Linked DNA regions of Homo sapiens: region 1 is linked to region 2. Evidence: chromatin loops called from intact Hi-C (ENCODE). Cell type or tissue: heart right ventricle. All regions are shown on one strand. Each heading gives the region's core, and the rest is flanking DNA. Links, peaks and the distances in the headings are about the cores only.

Evidence for each region. Hi-C counts contacts between places; a loop is a spot of excess contacts. Peaks named below come from ENCODE experiments on the same cell type or tissue, not always from the same donor. Only the 100,000 strongest peaks of a DNase experiment are listed, where the experiment ranks them.
Region 1: a loop joins it to region 2, with 2.2 times the contacts of the local background. A loop is called at or near these places in 41 of 110 quality-filtered maps.

Annotation. Positions count from the first base shown.
Region 1 is chr2:236,501,461-236,505,850 of GRCh38, reverse strand. The region is part of intron 1 of DRC11 (dynein regulatory complex subunit 11); the gene reads left to right. Among named protein-coding and RNA genes, the nearest start is that of DRC11, 3.8 kb to the left of the region's middle. In heart right ventricle, for the core only: a CTCF peak has its summit at 2,584 (motif pointing left); no DNase peak of the experiment used is centred there.
Region 2 is chr2:236,367,507-236,371,896 of GRCh38, reverse strand. It overlaps DRC11 (dynein regulatory complex subunit 11), which reads left to right. Exons shown (of 19, transcript NM_024726.5): 14 at 3,596-3,703. Among named protein-coding and RNA genes, the nearest start is that of IQCA1-AS1, 21 kb to the left of the region's middle. In heart right ventricle, for the core only: no CTCF peak of the experiment used is centred there; a DNase peak (open chromatin) is centred at 2,166; H3K27me3 peaks cover 887 bases.

The DNA of each region.
Region 1 (4,390 bases), core at 175-4,174, 130 kb before region 2:
TGTGTGTGGAAGGGAATGGCCCAGAATGATATAGGAGGAGGAGGGAGAAGTGGGTGACATCGTTGGTAGTGAGAGGACATGGGATCCAGGGGGTGCTGGCCTTAGGTAGAGGAACTCAGCACTTAACAATGGAACAGGTAGGAAGGCAGCATCAAGATGCTATTCAGTGGGTGGGTGCTCTGGAGGTGGCCTGGAACGATCATGGTAGATGGAAGATGATGGTGACTGAGGGGCAGTGGTGACAGCATCAGATGAAATGGGATTCAAAGCCTGGGAGTGTTGGGAGGAGGGAAGGCAAATGTCTGGAGGTGCAGTGAAGAGAAGGGGTCCCCTTGACCCAGCCCCACAGCCAGAGACAGAGGGCTCTGGGGGTAACAGGAGCCTCTACTGAGAGGGCTTCTGAGCAGAGACAGGCCTTCCGTAGAGCAAGAAGGCAGGGGGAGTATTTGGGGAAGAAGACAGCAAACTAGTTAAGATTGGAAGATTCAGAAGGTTTTATCTTGTGCAAAATAACTTGAAAAGAATTCCCATTGTGCAATATTTTGAGTTCCCACGGAAGTGCATATATTCAAGTGAATATTCAAGTGTTTCCCTCCCCTACCCACTCCGTTATAGGAAAACTGCCAAGCTGTAGAAATAACAGTCTGGTCTTTTTAACTGTCATATTCAGTCTTCATCCACAAGCCTCCTGACTTCAAAATCTGTCATATCTCTAAGTCATATGCTCAAGTCTGAAACCAATCATATACTTTCAAAAACTGTTAAGTAGTCTCATGGATAAAATATTACCTTCTGTTTGCAAAGTGCATTTAAAATTCCAGGAACACTTTCACACCTGTTGTTCCATCTGTATTAGTCTGTTCTCACACTGCTAATAAAGACATACCCGAGACTGGGTGATTTATAAAGGAAAGAGGTTTAATTGACTAACAGTTCTGCAGGACTGGGAAGTCCTTAGGAAACTTACAATCATGACAGCAGGTGAAGTCAAACATGCCCTTCTTCACATGGCGGCAGCAAGGAAAATTGCAGAGCAAAGTGGGGAGAAAAGCCCCTGATAAAATCGTCCGATCTCGTGAGAACTCACTATCATGAGAACAGCATGGAGGTAACTGTCCCCATGATTCAGTTACCTCCCACTGGGTCCCTCTTACAACACGTGGGGATTATGGAACTAAAATTTAAGATGAGATTTGGGTCGGGACACAGCCAAACCACATCACCATCCCACAGTAGTCCCTGGAGGTGTCCAGAGTTGGTCTCATCATCCAGGTTTGCCAGTGAAGGAGGCGTAAGCATGAAGAGATTGAGTGACCTCCAGGGATGAGCTGCTCAGGACACTGGTTTCTATTTTAAATGTAGAGCACTTTTACCTTTGAAAACCACCTTGCCCTACCCAGGGAAAATAAAGACATATTTCCACGCAGAAACTCGCACAGGAATGCTTCTAGCAGCATTACTCACAGCAGCAAAGAAGGCGGAAACAACCCAAGTGTCAATGGGCTGGCGAATGGATAAACAAAATGTGGTGTATCTGTACAAAGGAAACTTAGCAATAGAAAGAAATGAAGTACAAAGTATGCGACAGTGTGGATGAATTTTGAGGACACCGCACCGAGGGAAAGGAGCTCAGCACTGAACGCCCCCCCCCACCGCCGTGTAATTTCACTTCTGTGAAGTGTCCAGAATAGGCAAAAAGAGATGGAAATTAGGTTAGGGGTTGCCAAGGGCAGGGAGGAGTGGGGAATGGGGAGTGACTGCTTCACGGGTGTGGGTTTCTTTCCCAGTGATGAAAATGTTCTGGAGTTAGATAATGGTGGTAGTTGCACAACTATGCTGAAAACCACTGAATTGTACACTTGAAAAGAGTGAATTCTATGCTGTGTGAATTCTCTCTCATCAATGCTCTTATGAAAAATCATCTTGCCGCCTCTCTTGTCTCATTTGACCTTCATGGCTGGGCTCAAGCAGAAAGAGGCTTGAGGCTGCAGGGCGAGGAGGTGGGGCGCAAGGCCAGATGGGCTGAGCGCAAAGTGGGGGCTCCCCAGGCTGGCGTGGCCGAGGCATGGTGCCCAGGTCCCTGGCGGTCCAGTGTGGGAGGGGGTGTGGTCACGTGGAGAGGCATCAGGACAGCTGGGGAGCAGGAAGCCAGAGACAGTCTCGAGGGAAGAGGGTCTGGTGGAAGGAGATGACGCCGTCTCTCAGCGCTGAGGAAAACAGGTAATGATGCAGGGATCCGTGTGCTTTCAAAGCTGCTCATTTTCCTGTCAGCCGGGAATCTTTGCCTGGTCTCCCCCAGACAGGGATTCCCCAGACAGACTGCAGTTGGGGAAGAAAGAAATGGCAGGACCCGGAAGGCTCAAGCCACCAGGACTGTCTTTGACCAAAAATTCCAGTTATGGGTCAGCTCCGTGAGGCCCTGGAAAAGTCCTGCTTCTCTGACCCAACTGAAGCCAATGAGGGCTCTGACCTGGAGCGACTGGGCTCCCCTGGATGGTTCTGCCCACAGCAGGTCTAGACATCCAGAAAATCTGGCTGTGCTCTGCCCCATCAGGTCGGCTGTGGTTTCCCCCTGGTGGAAGCAGGAGCCTCTTCAACCCGAGATCTCTTGCTGTTGTTGACTTTGGGTCTTTGTGGGGTTCAGATCACCCCACCTGAACTTCACGGAGGCAGCCTCTTCAGGGTATTGTACAAACTTAATGCTTGTTGGTGTGGCCAATGTTGGAAGTATAAGATGCCTTTTAACTTTTACTGTCTGTTCCACTCCCATATTTAAAAGTTATTACTAGATTTATTTATAGTCTTTAGTCTATTGTTACTGAATTCTTGGCCATATTAAATCTGTATGTATGTCTTGAAAGTCTTCTGTCTTTATAGCTTTTCTTTTCTTTTTTTTGAGATGGAGTCTCGCTCTGTTTCCCAGGCTGGAGTGCAGTGGTGCAATCTCGGCTCACTGCAACCTCCGCCTCCCGGGTTCAAGTGAGTCTCCCATCTCAGCCTCTTGAGTAGCTGGGATTACAGGCGCATGCCACCACACCCGGCTAATTTTTGTGATTTTAGTAGAGACAGGGTTTGTCTCTTTAGACAGGAGCAGATAGTGACTTCTGCTTGCACTGATCTGTACCTAGCATTCTAGAATTTCCTTTAGCTAGATTTCATGTGGCTTCCACCATGTGAATTCTTAAATATTTATTGTTCTTTATTGGTGCTGTGAATGGGTTTCTGCTTTCATTTTTTTTCTCTGCATTAAAGTATTGCAATTTTGCTGTATTTTTTTTTTTTTTTTTTTTTTTTTTTTTTTTGCTGGAGTGCAGTGGTGAGATCTCGGCTCACTGCAACCTCTGCCTCCACATTCAAGCAATTCTCCTGTCTCAGCCTCCCAAATAGCTGGGATTACAGGCGCCTGCCACCATGCCCAGCTAATTTTTGTATTTTTAGTAGAGGTGGGTTTTCACCATGTTAGCCAGGCTGGTCTGGAACTCCTGACCTCAAATGATCCACCCACCTCAGTCACCCAGTGCTGGGATTACAGGCGTGAGCCACCACGCCTGGCCCTTGCTGTACTAATTGATGTATTTTTGTTACTGATTTCCTTGGATTTTGCAGTCATGCCATTTATAAGCAGTGGTGTTAAAAAATGGTTTATATTAATTACTTACGTATCCCCTTGTCCTTTTTTACTGCTAATTTTGGGGGCATATTTCTAGCATTTCTCCACTGAAGGTCCATTGGGTCACTGGTTTTTGGCACTTTGAAGAAGTCGTCATTCTTTTTTTGTTGGTGTGTGGGGAGGGCATTTTTAATCAGGCCTGTGCTGCAAGTTACAATTTACTGAGCATCTTCTTGGCATCTATGAAACAAGCTGGGGTTTTGCTGGACTGTTGCTGTCTGGAGTTATGCTTTCCTCTGTGTTGAACTGAAAAGCACTCCTGCAGTCAACCCTCCTGGGTTAGAGGGAACAATTCTTTTGATCTGGAGCTGCAGTCTGTTTTCTAAGTGGAGTTTCAGATCCGAGTTCTAAACAAAATTAGCCTGTCATTTTCCTCTTGAATGTTGTCCTGGCAGGTTTGGGCCCCAAATCCTATTAAGCTCACAAAGCAACTTGAGCATGGTTCTGTTTTATGTCAACAGTTGTCACACCTGTTAGTATGTCTAGCCTGTATCCTCACTCAGGCCAGTGAGCGCCTTGGGTTTACTGTCCCTTCTCGGGCCCTAGAAGTCTGGACTTTGGAAAACTCACACCATGCTGATCCTCTGTTCTTGATCGTTGTCCACAGCCAAACCATTCCCTTGATCATCTCAATCATCTTTGCTTCTTCCAGCCCCTCCTGCTTGTCTATTTGAGGTGGGACAAGCAGAATGTCAGAGGGTCCCAGGAACTTTGAACTGG
Region 2 (4,390 bases), core at 155-4,154:
CTCAGACTTTTCCACAGCAATGCTTTACACCAGAAGTAAATGGAGTGACATACATAAGATGCTCAGGGAAAGGAAGCAGGATCCTAGGATTTTGTACCCAGCCAAGTTTATTTTCAAGTACATGGGACACAAACTGATAAACATGAAAGAACTCAGCAGTTTTCCCCCTGAGCCCTTCCTGAAGAATCTGCTAAGAATGACCTACTGACAATCAAAAATGACGTGAGACACCTTGGCACGAGGATTGGTAGTGAGCATTCTCTATATACCCATAAAACCAGGACAAGGTGAGGGCTTCAGGAGAGAGAGTGCAATGCATAAGAGCGGTGTGCGCTGACAACACGGCATTGCAGACTTCCTACCTTAGGGGTACTGGGCTCTTGCACAGCTGGGAGCTTCTTCCTGATCACATAAACTCAGGGGGCTTGGGAATGCCCCCCTGCCTCTGGAAAGCACACTGCTCTCAGCACCCAGATAAGTCATGCCTCGTCATCTTGTCTAAGAAGAGCATTAACGAGATGAGGACCCAGGCACCCTCACTCACCCTTGGGTTCCCTGGTTTTGAATTTATTATCTTGGTTCCTTTTTAACACCTTGACAACAGAGGCATGGCCCAGAGGGTTCCTCTGTTGCCTATTCCGTTGCTCCAGAGGCCAGCACTGCAAAGCCTGAGTGCCCAGAGCCGTTTATTTCTCCTGCTTCTAGAAGATGAGAGAGGGTGGATGTGGGCTGTTCCTCCCCAGCCCTTCATCCAGGCAGGGCAGGAGCAGGGATCCCCGGACGCAGAATGTGGTTGCCCGGATGGATGTCTCCACCAGGCCAGGAATGCTCTGCACAGATCCAGCGTGCTCAGCCGCTGGACACGAAGTTGCTTTTTTTAGTCTTGAGATTTGTAATCCCACTCTGTCCTCAACACCATTGAACTCCCAACAGTCATTAGAATCTCAACAGTCATTAGAATCACAGCAGATAAGAGCTACAGGAGACAAGGGGAGGAACAGAGCCAGAGGATGCAAAGCCTGCACTGCAGAGCTGGGGACAACACCTTCCTCCAGGCCCAGCCCTCGGCTCCCACCAGCCCACCCCCACCACCCACCCCACTGCTTGCTGCACCCCTGCATGGCCACCCTGCTCCAGAACTGGCCCTGTGCCCAGCAGCAAGCACCTGCCACAATCTCAGGTGTGCAAGAAATAGCAAGTTCCTTATTTTCTTTATATCACTTTAATTTGGCTTCACAACCCCTATACTACCAAGGTGATTTAAACTCAGTCCTTCTTGCCAGTCCCCACCCCTGCCCTAGGTATCCTCAAGGCCCCCAGTTCCCAGGAAGCACCAGGGTGCTGCAGAGAAATTCTGGGGGCCGGTGCCCATGAAGGCCCCCCAGACCTCCAGGGCCTGGGGCTGGATGCCCGCTGCTCAGGGACCACTGACCGGTCTCTCCTCCCAGGCTCAAGGAATCTCTCCTTCCTCTCGTCTTTCTGAGGCTGCCTCCCTCCAAGATGCCAGGCCTTTACTTACTCTTTCTGTGCCTCAGTTTCCACTACTATGGGATGAGGTAATTACAGCAAATGCCTCACTAAATCGCTGTAAACATTAAGCAAGTGGCTGGATGGAGCACCCCAGGCTGCACCTGCACGGCATTCAGCTGCCCCTGGCGTGTGGCTGGCGATCTTCGGTGATGCTTGGTGTAAAACCATCACCTCCCTCTCTGCTTTTATCTTCACGTGGTGTTCTGCCTCTGTGCATGTCTGTCTCTGTGTCCAAATTTCTCCTTTTTTATAAGGACACCAGTCCTGTTGGATTTAGGGTCCACTCTAATGACCTCATCTTAATGAAATCTATCTGCGACAACCCTATTTCCAAATAAGGTCGCGTTCTGAGATGCTGGGGATTAGGACTTCCACTTAGAATTGCAAGGGGATTCGATTCCACCTGTCGTGCAGCCGCTGTTTGGTTTTCTGCCCTCTTGATCTGGGTTTCCTGGCATTTTCACGCCCTCTATCCTAAATGCCTTTTCGTCTGCCACTTTCTTCTTCCCTCCCCTGTGGAAGATCTGATGTCTGTGCCGGGAATGCTGGACTTTCCGAGCTCCGAATGCACGGATGGGAAGGGGCATGGCTTCTGTGTGGGGCCACTGCAAACACAGGAATGTGCTTTCAGTGCGAGTCTCAGACCTTGGCAGGCAGCCGGGGCTACTTGTGTCCTTGCCTCTGTTAGAACCAACACCCACTAATTCAACTGAATATAATTTGTTTAAACAAGATCTGTTATGTTCTAGAAAATATGGTGCATCTGGAGATTAATATGGGTTTAGATAAGCAGGAAAATTGGGGTCACTTTCCTGTCACCTTGAATGTCATGTTTACTGGCAATGAGCGCTGGATTTAACGGTTGTTACAGGATCTCTTTCTATTCTAGTGGAGGCTAAATTAACCACTCTTCTATTTATTACCTGCTCATTAAAAAGTGTGGTATCTGAAGCCATAATAGATGCTTTCATTATCACTCATTCTCCCAACCAATACCCATTGTCCTTGCCAAGGACGTTTTGTTCATGTGGAGGCTCTGAAAGGCTGCCCCCTGCCCCACAACAAAACAGCGGTCACTGTCTGAATTTTAACTCTGATTTTCTTAGCATTTGAAAATACTTAAAAGCTTGGGATACTTTCAGTGTTTCCTACACACATAAATGTGCATATTGTACTTGCTGTACACATGTAGCATCCGAAGCTCTGCAGGACCAGGACTCGCTATAGGAAGAAAGCATCAGGGAAAAAAATCCAGACATGGTGATTCGTTCATTGAATATTTTTACTCCAGATTCAGATACAGATCAAGAGAGAATCATATGAACCTATAAAGGTCCGTCCTCATGACAAATGGAGACAGCCAAACTAATTTTCTTGGTGACCTTATCTAAATTAGTTAGAAAATAACACTTCAGATTTATGACTAGTTACAATTAAGCCCTTTGATATCTTCTAATTAAACCTGTAAAGATTTATTTCTGCATTATTCCTTTGGTACTCTCTTAAAAATGATAAAAATGTAAATGAATATTACCCTCAAAAGGAGATGTTTCTATTTATCCTAAATTAGACTCATACCCTTCCTTTCAAATGACTGCATTTTACACTCAGATTTACACTGCTCCAATACAAATTCTACATCGATCTTAAATAACTTATTTATAAAGTTTGCACAAATGTTATACATAATCTATTGGAATATAAATAAAGCAGAGCCCCCTATATTTCAGCCTTTTTTGTGTGTCCTTCTTTTTAGCACTTTGTCCCATTTCACATAACTCTATATTCAAATGTTGTTTTAGAAAGTATTAGGAGGCTAATATAATAGTCAACATCATTCCCAGTTTACTCTAGCTAGTAGAGCAGGGCTTTCTTGCCTGGATAGCTTTTCTTCAAACCTTTATCTGAGAAAAGATGTGTTCTTCATAATGACTCTCCTAATAGGATTCTCTTTGCTCTGAAATGTTCAATTTGTATTCTCCGATCGTTTTGCAGATGCCAAAATTATGCAGCTCAGACCAGCGCTGTTTTCCATTTATTGTTCCTCTGTTTCTTTTCTCTCCAGGTGAGTACAGCTACCTGGGGACTACTCTTCGCCAGGTGTCCATAGAACCCATGCCCTCCCTCCTGGATGTCAGACAGCTCATCACATTGTACGGAATCTGGCCATTAGGTAAAGACTCGGCGTGCGCGGATGTGCCTTTTCCAAAGCAGCTTGCACCGCTTGCTGGTTTGGACAGTGTGTTCCTGTTTGTCATCAAAAGTACAGTGCTCCTTAACTTTTCCTACTGAGAATTCTGAGTGGGCACAGTTTCATTTTGATAGTGCACCCACCAGCACACAAAGTACTACCAGGGAGAGCACTTCTGCACCCTCTCTGCGTGCCTGCTTAGCAGTGCTGGGCTGAAGGACATACAGGCAATGAGCTGGGGAGATAATAGGCAAAGCAAGTACCTGCAATTACGATTAATCAAATTAGAGAACGGGCTAGGGCTACCACTTGCCTTTTACCCACAGGCTCCTATTACTAGGTCCTAAACAGAGGCAGCCTTTCAGGAGTCAGTGCAAGTGTGTTTCATGGATCTAAAGGATCACCTTTAAGGCCCTGCCAGTTTTCACCGACGTCTACTCTCACTGCTAAATGAGGTTCAATTGTGACTTTTTTCAGACAGACACACTAGAGCTCTGTGGTGTGCAGGCGATGCAGGAAAGATGGGCTCTCCACAGCACAGATATCTGCGGCTCACGTTCGCTTTTTTCTTTTTTTTTTTCTTTATGGCTTTGATATGTGTATGACCTGAATCACCAGGGGCAGGGATGGCAACTCCAGCCAGGAGTTTCAGTTCTGACAACAACTCTC